Linked DNA regions of Homo sapiens: region 1 is linked to region 2. A link is a loop called in an ENCODE intact Hi-C map of the cell type or tissue named here. Cell type or tissue: stomach. All regions are shown on one strand. Each heading gives the region's core, and the rest is flanking DNA. Links, peaks and the distances in the headings are about the cores only.

Region 1 (8,476 bases), core at 361-8,360, 110 kb before region 2:
GAGAACAGCTTGAACCCGAGAGGTGGAGACTGCAGTGAGCTGAGACCATGCCGTTGCACTCCAGCCTGGGCAACAATAGTGAAACTCCATCTAAAAAAAAAAAAAGAAAGGAAACACACACACACACCACACACCACACACACACACACACACACACACACACACACACACGGAAACTCACCATTCAACATTCCTTTGATTCCTGAAGAGCTTTGGTATTAAAGAGTTTCCCATGAAAGGTCTGGACAGTCTTAGAGAGGCCATGCTTAGTAGTGATTCTTGGCCCTGGCTAAACATTAGAATCACCTGGGCAGCTTTAAAAACCTCCCAGTGTCCAAATTCACCCCAGACCAATTAAATGAGAATGTTTGAGGATGGGACCCAGGCATCAGCTTTTTAAAGATCTCCAGGTGATTCTAATATGCAGCTAACATTTGTAAACCTCTGCTCTAAGTTGTTGGATAGCAGGGGAAGTGGGCTAGTTGTAAAACCTCTGTCAACCAGCTGTGTGATCATGGGCAAGTTGCTTGACCTCTCTGAACTTTATTTTCCCTGCTCTAAAATGGGATCATACCTTCTTCACATGATAGAATGAGGCTTATTGAGAACATTATCAGAAAGAGCTCAGTCAATTGTAAAGCATGATATAAATATAAGATAATATTTTATTCTCTGACTTGGTTATCAGCTCAGAAGTAATAGGTGGAGCTGGGGGTCAGGCAGAGCAATGTTGAGTTAATGGTTAACAGAGAGAAAATAAAAGAAGCTGATTGGCTGGAATAGGAATGGCAGAGAGAAGATCAAAGGGCCCCCTAAACCATTTGCACTAAGGCAGGATCTACCCCTGTAGGATTCCAGGGTGATGCTAATGCCTGAGATTACATCTTCATCTTATTCCTAAAGCTCTGTTATTTTCTGTCTTTTTTTTTTGAGACAGAGTCTTGCTCTGTCACCCAGGCTGGAGTGCAGTGGTGCAATCTTAGCTTGTTGCAATCTCCACCTCCTGGGTTCAAGCTATTCTTGTGCCTCAGCCTTCTGAGTTGCTGGAATTACAGGCGTGCACCACCATACTCAACTAATTTTTGTAATTTTAGTAGAGACAGGGTTTCACCATGTTGGCCAGGCTGGTCTTGAACTCCTGGCCTCAAGCGATCCACCTGCCTCGGCCTCCCAAAGTGCTGAGCCACTAAGCCGGGCCAAGCTCTGTTATTTTCTCACTGGGTACTGCCAGTTATGAAGAGCCAGAGATGGCAACTGTCTGGGTGAGAGGTCTGACCAGATGGGAAGGAGCTGAAGAGATTCTTCAGGCTCTGCTGGGAAGCTTTCAGCCAGACAGGGTCCCTTCCCTGGAGTCACCCTCACCAGCAACTTAAAGAATGGGAAATTCTCCTGGGCTTGAACACATGGGCCCGTCAGGCCAGGCTGCTGGCCCTGGAGACTTTGTGAGGGGCTAAGCCTGCCCTGGTGAGGAGGCCAAGGGGGCTGTGAGCCTGGGCTTTCCCTGCCCTTCCTTAACAAAGACCATCGCCCTCCCACCCTCTGAGTAAGGAGGTCAACACACAATTGTGCAGCAGCAAGCAGAGTGGAAATGCTTCTGTGGGACTCAGTCTACCTCCAGCTGAGTGCCCTCAACTCTTCTACTCAGACTTTCCCTTTCAACCCACCAACCCTTCATCCTTCCATAGTGTGCTCAGTAATGGATGTTGAGTGGCTGAGAAAGTCCTAACTTGCAATGAGCTCCATTCACTGATAGATCTTGACATTTCATGATGACAGTTTTTTTTTTTTTTGAGACAGGGTCTCACTCTGTTACCCAGGTTGGAGTGCAGTGACACGATCTTGGCTCACTGCAAACTCCATCTCCCAGGCTCAAGTGATCCTCCCATCTCAGCCTCCCAAGTAGCTGGGACCACAGGCACCTACCACCATGCCCAGCTAATTTTTGTATTTTTCGTAGAGACAAAATTTTGCCATGTTGCCCAGGCTGGTCTCAAACTCCTGAGCTCAAGCAATCCACCCACCTCGGCCTCCCAAAGTGCTGGGATTACAGGTGTAAGCCACCTTTTTTTTTTTTTTCTTAAAAAAAAAATCTTTTGCTGGGCACGGTGGCTCACGCCTGTAATCCCAGCACTTTGGGAGGCTGAGGCGGGTGAATCACCTGAAGTCGGGAGTTCGAGACCAGCCTGGTCAACATGGTGAAACCTCGTCTCTACTAAAAATACAAAAATTAGCCAGGCTTGGTGGCTCAAGCCTGTAATCCTAGCTACTCGGGAGGCTGAGGCAGGGGAACCATTTGAACCCAGGAGGCGGAGGTTGCAGTGAGCCGAAATCGTGCCACTGCACTCCAGCCTGTGTGACAGTGCGAGACTCCTTCTCAAAAAAAAAAAAAAAGAAAAAAAATTACCTTTTATTTGAGACAGGGTCTTGAACTCCTGGGCTCAGTGATTGTCCTGCCTCAGCCTCCCAAGCATCTGGGATTATAGGCAAATGCCAGCACACCCGGCCCTTTCTGTTTTTAAACAGGTGTCTGATTTCCCACCTCCATTCCTTCCACAGCCCAGAGAGGTAGGACATCAACTCTTCAGTTTTCTATCTACTCACAGGTTTGATCTTTAACCTCTCAAGAACAATAAGCCAGAGAAACAGAGATAAGCGTTGAGTTGGGATTCAAGTTTACTTCAGCTGTTTCTGCCTGATCCACACATCCTAGGGCTCCTTCTTAAGTAGTTCCTTGCAACTTAAAGTGTATCCAAAAGTGATACTCCCTTCTTTTTTTTTGAGACTGAGTCTTGCTCTGTCGCCCAGGCTGGAGTGCAGTGGTGTGATCTCGGCTCACTGCAACCTCCGCCTCCTGGGTTCAAGCGATTCTCATGCCTCAGCCTCTTGAGTAGCTGGGATTACAGGTGCCCACCACCATACTCTGCTAATTTTTGTATTTTTAGTAGAGATGGGGTTTCACCATGTTGGCCAGGCTGGTCTCCAACTCCTGACCTTAGGTAATCCGCCTGCCTCAGCCTCCCAAAGTGTTGGGATCACAGGTGTGAGCCACTGTGCCCGCCTCCTTTTTTTAATTTTGAAAATTTCAAGCTTTCAGAAAAGTTACAAGAAATAGTACAATGAACACTTGTATATCCTTCACCTAGATTCATTTGTTGCTAGCATTTTGCCCATTTGCTTTATCTCTCCTCCTCTGTGTTTGTACACACACACATACACACACACACGCAAACATTTTTTAAAAATTATTTTAATTTTTGGCTGGGTGTGGTGGCTCATGGCTATAATTCCAACACTTTGGGAGCCCAAGGTAGGCAGATCACTTGAGGCCAGGAGTTCGAGACCAGCCTGGGCAGCCTGGGCGAAACCCTGTCTCTATAAAAAATACAAAAAGTAGCCAGGCATGGTGGTATGTGCCTGTGGACCCGCTACTCAGGAGGCTGAGGTGGGAGTATCACTTGAGCCAGGGAGGTTGAAATTGCAGTGAGCCAAGATCTCACCACTGTGCTCCAGCCTGGGCAACAGAGTGAGATCCTGTCTCAAAAAAATTATTCTGGCCAGCCACGATGGCTCACGCCTATAATCCCAGCACTTTGGGAGGCCGAGGCAGGTGGATCACTTGAGGTCAGGAGTTCAAGACCAGCCTGACCAACACGGTGAAACCCCGTCTCTACTAAAAATACAAATTTAGCCAGGCATGGTGGTGCGCGCCTGTAATCCCAGCTACTCGGGAGGCTGAGGCAGGAGAATTGCTTGAACCCAGGAGGCGGACGTTGCAGTGAGCCGAGAACACACCACTGCACTCCAGCCTGGGCAACAGAGTGAGACTTCCTCTCAAAAAAAAAAATTATTTCAATGTTTGCTAAATATTTTGAAAGTTAGTTGCAGGCATCATATTTCTAATATTACTTCACCATGTATCCCCTAAGAATGAGGACATTCTATATAATTACAGTATATTACCATGCTTGAGAAATTTAACATTAGGCTAAGCACAGTGGCTCATGCCTGTAATCCCAGCACTATGGGAGGCTGAGGCAGGTGGATCACTTGAACCCAGGAGTTTGAGACCAGCCTGGGCAATATGGCGAAATTTTGTCTGTACAAAACTTACAAAAAATTAGCCAGACATGGTGACGCACACCTGTGGTCCCAGCTACTCGGAGGCTGAGGTGGAAAGATTGCTTGAGCCCAGGAGGTTGAGGCTGCGGTGAGCCACCATCATGCCACTGCACTCCAGCCTGGATGACAGAGCAAGACACTGTTTCAAAAAAAAAGAAAGAAAGAAATTTAACATTAATACTATATTGTGATATATATTCCATATTCAATTTTCCCAATTGGCCCAATTATGTACTTGACTAGCTTTTTTTTTTTTTTTTTTTTTGAGATGGAGTCTCGCTCTGTTGCCCAGGCTAGAGTGCAGTGGCACGATCTTGGCTCACTGCAATCTCTGCCTCCTGGGTTCAAGCAATTCTCCTGCCTTAGTCTCCCGAGTAGCTGGGATTACAGGCGCCTGTCACCATGCCTGGCTAATTTTTGTATTTTTAATAGAGACAGGGTTTCACCATGTTGGTCAGACTGGTCTCAAACTCCTGACCTCAGGTGATCCACCCACCTTGGCCTCCCAAAGTGCTGGGATTACAGACATGAGCCACCGTGCCTGCCCTTGAATAGCTTTTTGAACAGATTGCATTTAGCGGTTCAGACCCTTTGGTCTCTTTTAATCTAGAGCAGTTTTTCAGACCATTTTGATCTTTTCTGACATGGATATTTTTGAAAAGTCCAAGCCAATTGTGTTAAAACTATAATTACTTTATGCTATTTGAATTCTACACGTGATCTTGGTCCTAGAGTGTAAATTTTATCTGTGCTGCCACCAGGTGGCGCACTTGGTAGGTCCTGGTCCTCAAAAACCCTTGTGAAAGGGCAACTTAAGGCAAGAAAACTCGTTTTGTCTCAATCAACTAAGGCTGTTATTTGGTAAAGCATATGATGTTGGCAGTGCCCATATATTTATAAAGGCACGTGGTGTCTTTTCCATAATCTGGGGATCTTGCTAATTAGGATTATAGTTTCGTAGACCTGTAATGGGTCCCAAGATTCTTTCTTTTTTTTTTTTTTTGAGACAGGGTCTCACTCTGCCAGCCAGGCTGGAGTGCTGTGGCGTGATCACGGCTGACTGCAGCCTCAAACTCCTGCGCTCAAGCGATCCTCCCACCTCAGCCTCCCAAAGTGCTGGTATTACAGGCATGAGCCGTTGTCCTGGCCAAGGTTCTGCATTTCTAACAATGGCCAAGTGATTGTGATGCTGCTGATTTGAAGAGCACGCTTTGAGTAGCAGGGGTTTAGAACAAGCCTATGAAGAACTATAATCTATTTACAATTAGTGGCTTCTGTTCTTGAGACAAAATCTCACTCTGTTGCCCAGGCTGGAGTGCAGTGGAGCCATCACGGCTCACTGCAGCCTTGACCCCTGAGGCTCAGGTGATCCCCCTGCTTCAGCCTCCTGAGTAGCTGGGATCACAAGCATGCACCACTCCACCTGGCTAATTTAAAACATTTTTTTGGAGACAGGATCTCTGTATGTTCCCCAGGCTGGTCTCGAACTCCTGGGCTCAAGGGATCCTCCCATCTTGCCCTCCCAAAGCGCCTTGACCTCCCAAAGTGCTGGGATTACAGGCATGAGCCATCATGCCTGGCCACTATTATATATATATATATATATATATATATATATATATATATATATATATATATATATATTTAAACAATTTTGGCCCCCACAGTGGCTCATGCCTCTAATCCCAGCGCTTTAGGAGGTCAAGGCGGACAGATCACTTGAGGTCAGGAGTTTGAGGCCAGCCTGGCCAACGTGCTGAAACCCCATCTGTACTAAAGATACCAAAATTAGCTGGGCATGGTGGTGCATGCCTGCAGTCCCAGCTACAAGGGAGGCTGAGGTAGGAGAATTGCTTGAACCCGGGAGGTGGGGGTTGCAGTGAGCCAAAATCACGCCACTGTGGTCCAGCCTGGGTGACAGAGCAAGATTCTATCCCACCCCCCCAAAAAACAAACAAACAAACAAACAAAAAACAATTTTATAACTTTATTTGGTATATTTGATGATTAGCAGTTAGTTCACATTCACACCGACTGTAGATTTTTTTAAAGTGGTAACAGGTACGTAGGCAACCGAAGTATAGAGCTTGTTTGGTAAATCTTTATCTTCATTACATTTTCTGGACAACCGAACATGGATACAGTATGAGACGTTGCTTATTCCTTTGGCCCAGACAGCTTTGTTGAGCCTGGTATCAAAGTGTGCATCTGGAGTTCCCATCTCCTTCAGGGCAAGTTTCCGGAGCTCTTTGAGTGCCTGAGGGGAACGCTTCTTGAAGCCCACTCCATGAATGCACTTATGAATGTTGATGGGGTATTCTCGGGTCACCATCTCGTTGATGGCGGAATGACCCTTCTTCTTCTCATCACCCTTCTTTGCAGGAGCCATTCTGCCGGGCCCAAGTTGGAAAGGAAATTGGCCACTATTCTTACATCATAATCAGTAGTAAAGCTAGTCTCATCTTCCACTACTTCCCCTCTTCCTCCCTCTACTCCAGCCCCTTGGCCTTGCTTCTTTCCCAGAGGGCCTCGACCCTAGCTTTCCCTTCTGCCTCGCATGCCATTCCCCCAGATATCCTTCTGCTTGACTAATTTCCTTGTCTCCTGCAAGTTCTTAGCTCAAACCTTTCTTTTTTGTTTGTGTTTTGTTTTTGAAACAGGGTCTTGCTCTGTCACCCAGGCTGGCATACAATGGCGTGATCATGGCTCACTATAGCCTCAACCTCCTGGGCTCAATTGATCCTCCCAAGTCTCCATAGTAGCTGGGACTACAGGCATGCATCACCATGCCCAGCTAATTTTTGTATTTTTTGTGGAGACGGGGTTTTGCCATGTTGCCCAGGCTGGTTTCAAACTCCTGAGCTGAAGTGATCCACCCACCTTGGCCTGTCAAAGTGAAAATTCACTTTCTTGATGAGGCTCACCCAGACATCCTTATTAAACACTGCTGCCTCCCCCACCCCCTCACACCCTCCCTTAACTTGCTTGATTCTTTGTTTCCTCCAGCCTTCTCCACCTTCTCACATATCATATAATCTACCTCCTGCGTTTATTGTTCATTTCTGTCTCCCCCTGCTAGAATCTAACTTCCATGAGGGAAGGGATCTTTGTCTGTCTATTGTCTTCACTGATATTTTCTGAGCACTTAGAACAGTGTCTGCACATAGTAGGTGCATATGAAATATTTGCTGAATGAATGAAGCTTAAAAGGACCTTCAAGATAACAGAGTCCAATCCCCTCATTTCATTGATGAAGAAAGGAGCCCTAGGTCTCTGGGCAAGACGAAGATTTGCCCAGGGTCACATAGACTGTGGGAATATTCTTCTTATTCTTCTAAATGAATACAATCTAAAAGCCGGACTGGTTTCTATCAGTTAATTTTCTAAGCTCTAATTTTATTTTATTTTTTAATTTGTGTTAGGTATTTTCCCCAAAGGATCTGAAGCAGTGGACAAGATGAGAGGTAATATAGAATGGAACAGTTAGGAGTCCAAATGGAAGAGATATCATCTAAAGGAAGAGGGAGTCAGCCTAACAGGCACTAGATCATAGTTAATTACTCTAATGGGGGCAGAATTTGGCTCTGAGTCCTCTGGCAGCTGAGGTTAAACGGGAAGCACGTGGGACTCCATAACGTTCCTTGTCTGAGCTAAGGAAGACTGAGTGCTCCGCAGGGACTCACATCCAGGAGGAACCTGGTCCTGGAGAACCCTGTGTAATATCCCTTTGGCCTCACATTGGACAATGTTTACCAAAAAAACCCAAAGTCATGGTTGAAGAACATTGTTGTTTTATCTGCAAAGACTAAGGGTATAATATTAAATCACATTATAGGCTGGGCATGGTGGCTCATGCCTGTAATCTCAGCACTTTGGGAGGCCAAGGCAGGTGGATCACTTGAGGCCAGGAATTCGAGACCAGCCTGGCCAACATGGTGAAACCCTGTCTCTGCTAAAATTACAAAAATTAGCCAGGCCTGGTGGCATGAGTCTGTGATCCCAGCTACCTGGGAGGCTGAGGCATGAGAATCGCTTGAACCCAGGAGGTGGACGTTGCAATGAGCCAAGATCACACCACTGAACTCTAGCCTGGGTGACAGAACGAGACCCTGTCTCAAAACAAACAAACAAACAAACAGAAAAACACATTATAGTTCTTATGGTTCAGGTGAATTATATTGTGATGATCCAACTGAAAATGAAGATGAAAACTAAAGAATCTAGAATAAACATGTCTAGGAATATCTTCTGTAATTATCCACCAACGTCTCAAATCTTTGACAAACATTAAACCACAGGCAACTCATGGTTTGGATTTGTTGAATACATCAACAAATGTTTATTGAGTTTCTACTAT
Region 2 (8,476 bases), core at 108-8,107:
GAGTAGCTGGGAGTACAGGCATGCACCACCACGCCCAGCTAATTTTGTATGTTTTGGTAGAGACGGGGTTTCTTCATGTTGGTCAGGCTGGTCTCAAACTCCCGACCTCAGGTGATCCACCCGCCTCAGCCTCCCAAAGTGCTGGGATTATAGCCGTGAGCCACCGCACCCAACCAGTTTTACATCTTTTAAGCCAACTCATTTTAGCATCCCTGATGGTAGATATCTGCATATCTAATGATCAATTGGTCAATCAATCTAATCATATATACATATCCTCTTTGATTCTCCTTTGAGTAAGTTATAGCATTTCACTGGTTCACTCATTAATTGATAAGTTAAATAAAATATTTGACACATGTTCATATTATATTTGCATGAGAGTTATGATTTTACTCCTAAAAATTATAAGACTCCGCTATGGAGCTTTTATTTAAATAATAATAACTAATATTTATTGAGTGCTTACATATTTCTCACGTTTCCTTTAATCCTATGAGTCAGTTACTGTTATTACCCTCTTTTTACAAGAGAGAAACAAGACTCTCAGAGAGGTTAGTACTCTTGTCCACGATCCCACAGCTGAAGTGGTGATGCTGGCTGCCTGCCTTCAGCCCTGAGCCCTAATTCCTCACACAGGGCCTCTGGAAGAAAAACATTTCAGGGCCCGGTGCGGTGGCTCACACCTGTAATCCCAGCACTTTGAGAGGCCAAGGCAGGTGGATCGCCTGAGGTCAGGAGTTTGAGACTAGCCTGGCTAACATGATGAAACCCCATCTCTACTAAAAATACAAAAAATTAGCTGAGCATAGTGGTGCACGCCTGTAATCCCAGCTACTCGGGAGGCTGAAGCAGGAGAATTGCTTGAACCCGGGAGGCAGAGGTGAGCCGAGATCACGCCATCGCACACAAGCCTGGGTGACAGAGTGAGACTCTGTCTCAAAAAAAAAAAAAAACACAAAACAGAAAGAAAAACATTTCAGGACTTCTTGAAATACTCCACAATAGAAAAATCTTTGGTCTAGAACAAAGATGGAAGGGATCAAAGTCTGAAACAGTTGAAATACACTGAATGTAACATATGTATTCACCAAGGTTATGCAAGGATGTAATCCTTCACCTTGTTCTATACCACTGTCTCCATGTTTCCTGTTTCTTTAGAGCTTCATTACCTGATTAAACACAATTGAAATAAATAGATACGTAAAAATCAAAAAGGCAGCCAAGTTGGGGTATGAGAATATGCACAGGAAATGGTGCTTCTAGACAGAAATGAGATTCATGTGATTTAGGACCACGTCAGGAGCCTGTGTAAACATTCCTAATACTCAGAATGTGAGAACACATCTGGGCTTGTGGATGAATACCTCCCAAATGTCAAGGACGTGCTTTAATTAGAGCTTTTTAAAAATGGACCAGTTGCAGCCAGCGCTATGGCTGGTGACTGTAATCCCAGCATTTTGGGAAGCTGAGGCGGGAGGATCACTTGAGCCCAGGAGTTCGAGACCCCCCTGGACAACATAGTGAGACACCCCATCTCTACATGAATTTTGTTTTTTAATTAGCCAGGCATGGGGGTACATGCTTGTGGTCCCAGCTACTCGGGAGGCTGAGGTGGGAGGATTGCTTGAGTCGGGAGGTGGAGGCTACTGTGAGCCATGATTGGGCCATGGCACTCCATCCTGAGCAACAGAGCGAGACCCTGTCTCAAAAACAAAACAAACAAATAAACAAAACCCAGAAAACTTGGTTGTGATGGTGTACTGTAGCTTTGCAAAATGTTACCATTAGGGGAAACTGGCACATATCTCTGTATTATTTACTGCAAATGCATGCAAATGTACTATTATCTCAATAAAAATATTTCTATTTAAAAAATAGGGCTGGATGCCATGGCTCACACCTGTAATCCCAGCACTTTTGGAGGCTGAGGCAGGAGGATCACTTGAGGTCAGGAGTTGGAGACCAGCCTTGCCAACATGGTGAAACCCTGTCTCTACTAAAAACACAAAAATTAGCCAGGTGTGGTGGCACGTGCCGTGGGCCCAGCTACTCAGGAGGCTGAGGCAGGAGAATTCGCTTGAACCCGGGAGGTGGAGGTCGCAGTGAGCCGAGATTGCACCACTGCACTCCAGCCTGGGCAATAGACCGAGATTTAGTCTCAAAAAAAACAAAACAAAACAAAACAGAAAACCTTGAATTTTCACATTGCTCTTTAGAATGTGGAAGGAACCTGGAAATTTTCTCTGAGGGTGAGAGGGAGAAAATATGCTCCCAATAAGGGGAAATTCTAAACGGAAAACAAACAGGAACATTTTGCACCTAGAAAAGATCTTGTATATTCAGGGAGGTAAAGGGGATTTCTGCAAATCATTGTGAGATGCATTGACAAGCCTCAGCTCCTAAATGAAATGTTTTTCTCCCAGGTCGTTTGAAGGCCAGTTTCCCCAGAAAGCTACTCTTAGATGAACCTCTCTTAAGAGAGAGATGGGCAAGTAGGAGGTGCTCTTAGCTCCCTCTCTCCCATCCCCCATAGGATGAGGCTACAGAGGAATCCCTTAGGTCAACTTACAGAGAAGGACCCTGAGGCCCTGAGGTTGGCCATGTCTTGTCTGTGTGGCCAGCAAGGGGACTGCTGGGCCTGGCAGTGTCTCAGGACTTCCTGGCCAGGGAGCTTCCTTTGTTGTCTCTGGAATCCCCCCTTGCCCTGTGTCCTTGAGTCTAGGACCTGGCACAGGTACATGTGATGCCATGCCCAGGGTGCTGTAATCCAGGCACTGGCCTCTAAGGAATGGTTACGGAGGGCCAGACCAAGTCCAGCAGAGCCAGCTCTCACCAGGCCTGTGCAGTGGGTGAGCATATGTGATGGGAGGACATATGCAGTGGGTGGGCATATGTAGTGAGTGGGTATACGTAGTGAGTGGGTATATGTAGTGAGTGGGTATATGTAGTGGATGGGCATATGCAGTGAGTGGGTATATGCGGTGGGTGGGCATATGCAGTGGATGGGTATATGCAGTGGATAGGCATGTGTAATGGGCAAGCATATGCAATGGGTGGGCATATGCAGGGGTTGGGTATATGCAGTGGATAGGCACACGCACTAGGTGGGAATGTCATGGGTGGGCATATGTCATGGGTGGGCACATGAAATGGACAGGCATATGTCATGAGTGGGCATATGCAGTGAGTGGGCACATGCAGTGGATGGGCATGTGCAGTGGGTGGGCATATGCAGTGGGTGGGCATGTGCAGTGGGTGGGCATGTGCAGTGGGTGGGCATATGCTGTGGGTGGGCATACGCAGTGGATGGGCATGTGCAGTGGATGGGCATGTGCAGTGGGTGGGCATACGCAGTGGGTGGGCATACACAGTGGGTGGGCATGTGCAGTGGGTGGGCATGTGCAGGGGGTGGGCATACGCAGTGGGTGGGCATACGCAGTGGGTGGGCATATGCAGTGGGTGGGCATATGCAGTGGGTGGGCATATGTGATGGGTAGGCATATGCAGTGAGTGGGCAAATGCAGTGGGTGGGCATATGTCATGGGTGGGCATATGCAGGGCTGGGCACCTGCAGCAAGTGGGTTGTCGCGGGAGACTTTGCCCACACTAAGAGACTCTGAGTTTCAGTTTTCTGCCGCCTAACATGATATACTTGCGACTGCCTGTAAATCCATTTTTAACCCCCAACTAGGGAAGCTGAAGGAAGAGGAACAGCAGGGCCACCAGCTCAGCCCGGTGGCTGCATTGTTCTCCCCTGACATTGTTCTCAGGCCGGCTCTGCTTACCCAGAAGGCCCCCGTAACCCCTGGGGAATCCGATGAGATTGTTTTTCCCAAGACTGGGCTCTTCAGGTGTGAGCTGCAGTTCTTGGGCCACGTAGGTTACTGTGGCATTTCTGCAGCAGGAAAGAGGAAGGAACTTCTGATCTGTGGGGCAACGGCATCAACAATGTGCACCCCCACCAGCCGGCAGCGCGAAGAGGAAAGGAGCTCAGTTTCCATAGTGATAAATCACGAGGAAGGGAGCCTGGAGGGAGCCGGCAGTAAGACTTCTCCCTTCCCCTGGCTCCCTGCAAACGCATTCCCAATGCCAGAGTCAGTTAGCCGCCTGGCGCCTCTCCAGACTGAGCCCCCAGAACCGCAGGTAGAGGAAGACGGAAGGGGCTCTGCCAGATGGAAAACAAATTCCCAGCTCCTCTTCAATGTGTCAGTAAGGCATGGGTGCCCGAGCGGATGCGTCGGGGCCCAGGGCTGTGCCACACCTGGGTGGCCACCACATGCGAAGCTCTCGATGCATGCCACCTACATTATTCCATTCCATTCTCTTCTATTACGCCCTACACACGACTGTGTTCTATTAAATGAGCCCACAGCACAGGTGCTATTAGCCCTTTTATCACAGAAGAACAAACAGGCCTTGTGAGGGAGAGAGATGCACCAGAGACAATTCACCAAGTTAACAATAGCTCCTGAAGGTCTCAAGGCTCTCTTCTGAGATTCTTTCTCTTGCCAAAATCAGACTATTTTCCCCAAAGAAAACATTTGAGTTTTTTTGAAATGTTCTGGGAAGTCGTTTATCCCAAACGTCATCAGCCACTCTTTATGCAGGCCACGGTCTCTTGCCTGTAACCCTTGCATGTGCTGTTCCTTCTGCTTGAAATGCTGTTCCCTGCTTCCTTGGTCAGCTAACTCCTCAGGGTACTTGTCTCATCCCTCCTTCCCAGTAGCTCAGATGCCTTGCTTTCTGGGCTCCCACAGAACTTACACCATATTATGAAGCAACACAGAGTAATAGTAGGAGAAAAGGCTCTTCTAGGCCCAGACTAGCTGTGTGACCTCAGGGGATTTGCTTAACTTCTCTGAGCCTTGATTTCTTCATAGGCAAGATGGAGAGAATGCGAGCATCTGCCTCACAGTGTGTCTGTGAGGATTGGACATTAACATATGTAAAGCTCTTAGAAAATGCTTGCCTGCGGTTAATGCTCTAGAAACATTAGTCACTAAAGAATTAAGTTCTTAAAGCAAGAGCCATTCTTCATGGATATCTCTAGATCTAGAGGCTTAGGCCCAACTGGGTATGGAGCAAATGTCACTCTGGATTCGTGGGAGACTATTTTCCAGCTACACTTTAGGCAACAGGCACGGTGCTAGGCACCTTGATTCATAAGATTTAATTTAGTTAAGTCATTCCAGGACTGGTCTCAGATAGCCCAGGACCAGCATTTTGTCACTGTAGCCTGCAGCATTCTCGAATGGCCCTCTGATCACCTGATATCCCCTCCAGACTTCCTGCCCTGCCCAGGCCTGAAAAGAGTCCCCACACTCAGTGACAGGTGAAGAGGCCCTCAGCCTTGCCACAACAGGGGTTACCCATGTGGTCTGTAAACACCAAGAGATTTAAATAATGGACATACCTGCATCCCAGGGGCCACTCAGACGGCAAAAGACAAACCCCACCTTGGGCAGCCACTCTCCTCCATGGTTCCACTTGAAAAAATGAAATGAAACTCTTCATGCAAATACTCGGGTGCTAAACAGTTATGTAACAGCCAAGTCTCTCCACTTAAAAATACAGTCTTCTCCAAATCTATAGAGACAGGATGCCGACCAGAGGTTGCCTGGGACTTGGAGAGGGATCGGAGGACGACTGCCATTGGGCAAGAGGGAACTTTTGGGGGTGAAGAAAATGTGCTCAACTGGATCGTGGTGATGCTTGTACAACTCTGTCTTCACAAATTGTAGGGTTCCCGAATTTCGTCAATAAAGATACAGGATGCCCATTTAAATTTCAGATAAGCAATAAATACTATTTTTAATATAAGTATGTCTCAGATGGGACATCCTTGCATATTGCATGGGATATACTTACACTAAGAAAGTATTTGCTGGGCTGGGCGCAGTGGCTCACGCCTGTAATCCCAGCACTTCGGGAGGCTGAGGCAGGTGGATCACCTGAGGTTGGGAGTTCGAGACCAGCCTGTCCAACATGGAGAAACCCTGTCTCTACTAAAAATACAAAATTAGCTGGGTATGGTGGCACATGCCTGCAATCCCAGCTACTCGGGAGGCTGAGGCAGGAGAATCGCTTGAACCCGGGAGGCGGAGGTTGCAGTGGGCCAAGATTGCGCCATTGCACTCCAGCCTGGGCAACAAGGGCGAAACTCCATCTCAAAAAAAGAAAAGAAAAGAAAAGAAAACATTTGCTGTTTACCGGCGCGATCTCGGCTCACTGCAGCCTCCGCCTCCCTGGTTCAAGCGATTCTCCTGCCTCCGTCTCCCAAGTAGTTGGAATTACAGGTGCGCGATCTCAGCTCACTGCAGCTTCCGCCTCCCTGGTTCAAGCGATTGTCCTGCCTCAGTCTCCCAAGTAGTTGGAATTACAGGTACGCAACACAAACCCAGCTAATTTTTGTATGTTTAGTAGGGGCGGGGGTTTCACCACTTTGGCCAGGCTGGTCTCGAACTCCTGACCTCAACTGATCTGCCTGCCTAGGCCTCCCAAAGTGCTGGGATTACAGGTGTGAGCCACTGTGCCCAGCCTGGAATTCACATTTAACTGGATATCCTGTATTTTATGTGCAAGCCTAACTAAGAGACCCTGAATTAATTGTACACTTATAATGGGTGAGTTTTATGGTAGGTAAAGCTGTTAAATTTAGCACAATGCCTAGAATAATATTGTTGCTTAAAAAAACACAGCTTTGGCTGGGCAGGGTGGCTCACACCTGTAATCCCAGCACTTTGGGAGGCCAAGGCAGGTGGATCGCCTAAGGTCAGGAGTTCAAGACCAGCCTGGCCAACATGGTAAAACCCCATCTGTACTAAAAATACAAAAAAAATTAGCCGGGCCTGGTGGCAGGTGCCTGTAATCCCAGCTACTAGGGAGGCTGAGGCAGGAGAATTGCTTGAACCCGGGAGGTAGAGGTTGCAGTGAGCTAACATCACACCACTGCACTCCAGCCTGGGTAGCAAGAGCAAAACTCCATCTCAAAGAAAACAAAAACAAACAAACAAAAAAACCCCCAGCTTTACCTTCCATGCACTTCCTCCCCACTGTCACCTCTAGCAAAATACAACTGCAAAAACCATCCCACCTTCCCAGGAACCCATAGAAGCCACCAAGGTAGGAAATACGTTTTTTTTTTTTTGAGATGGAATTTCGCTCTTGTTGCCCAGGCTGGAGTGCAATGGTGCGATCTCCACTCGCTGCAACCTCCGCCTCCCAGGTTCAAGTGATTCTCCTGCCTCAGCCTCCGCGAGTAGCTGGAATTACAGGCATGGGCCACCATGCCCGGCTCATTTTGTATTTTTAGTAGGGACAGTGTTTCTCCATGTTGGACAGGCTGGTCTTGAACTCCCAACCTCAGATGATCCACCCGCCTTGGCCTCCCAAAGTGCTGGGATTACAGGCGTGAGCCACTGCGCCCGGCCAATAGGAAATACATTCTAAACAGTCACGTTAGCTTTGTCTTCCCGGTGCCCACGGCCTGCGGAGGGCAAGACTCAAGGTCAGAAACATCACAGGACAGGCCGGGCGCAGTGGCTCATGCCTATAACCCCAGCCCTTTGGGAGGCTGAGGCAGGCAGATCACTTGACATCAAGAGTTCAAGACCAGCTTGGCCAACATGGTGAAACCCCATCTCTAACTAGAAATACAAAAATTAGCCAGGCATGGTGGCACACGCCTGTAGTCCCTCCCAGGTACTCGGGAGGCTGAGGCAGGAGAATTGCTTGAACCCAGGAGGCAGAGGTTGCAGTGAGCCAAGATCGTACCCTTGCAGTCCAGTCTGGGTGACAGAGCAAGACTCCATCTCAAAACAAACAAACAACAACAACAAAAAGAAAGAAACACCACAGGACAAACCGGAGAGTTGGGAACAGTCCTCTCCTTGTTGGATGCTCCAAATACTAAAATCAACCACCTACCCCGTTTTGCTGCCCAGAAATTAGAGAAATATACAGACTCTCATTGACTGAATGGCCACTAAATGCTCTGTGCAGGCTGGATGAGGGGCTACAAAAATGAGTACCACACTTCCCTGCCCCTAAGGAGGTGAATTACAAACCCACGACACACTCACCTCCAAACACACAATCATTCAAAGCAAAGAGAGAAAGATGTCTCATTTTTCCCTTCTATGGGAGAGAAACTTTTTTGACCTTGTCCAATAAAACTAACATTCACATATATGTGGTGTTTGCTTTTAGAATTGCATTTTGTAATTAGTAAGAGAACATCACCTTTTTAGAATTATCACAGTTCCACTTGTCCATGGTCAACACAAAGCTACTTGCTAGTAGGTCTGGCTCTCAGCTATCCAGATACGAAATTCTGACCAACTACCAAAATCATAATAACGCATTCTTTAAATTCACCTCATCGGAGATGGAGTCTTGGAGACTTAATTACATGTGCTGTTGGTGTAATTAAACTTTTTTCTTTGTGAATACTGTTGTCCCTCGATATCCATGG

The links. Hi-C counts contacts between places; a loop is a spot of excess contacts. Peaks named below come from ENCODE experiments on the same cell type or tissue, not always from the same donor. Only the 100,000 strongest peaks of a DNase experiment are listed, where the experiment ranks them.
Region 1: a loop joins it to region 2, with 4 times the contacts of the local background. A loop is called at or near these places in 75 of 110 quality-filtered maps.

What each region holds. Positions count from the first base shown.
Region 1 is chr17:64,302,183-64,310,658 of GRCh38, forward strand. It overlaps the pseudogene RPL31P57. Among named protein-coding and RNA genes, the nearest start is that of TEX2, 43 kb to the left of the region's middle. In stomach, for the core only: a CTCF peak has its summit at 4,877 (motif pointing right); a DNase peak (open chromatin) is centred at 4,899.
Region 2 is chr17:64,408,298-64,416,773 of GRCh38, forward strand. No RefSeq gene overlaps it. Among named protein-coding and RNA genes, the nearest start is that of PECAM1, 22 kb to the left of the region's middle. In stomach, for the core only: no CTCF peak of the experiment used is centred there; a DNase peak (open chromatin) is centred at 3,924; H3K4me3 peaks cover 887 bases; H3K27ac peaks cover 868 bases.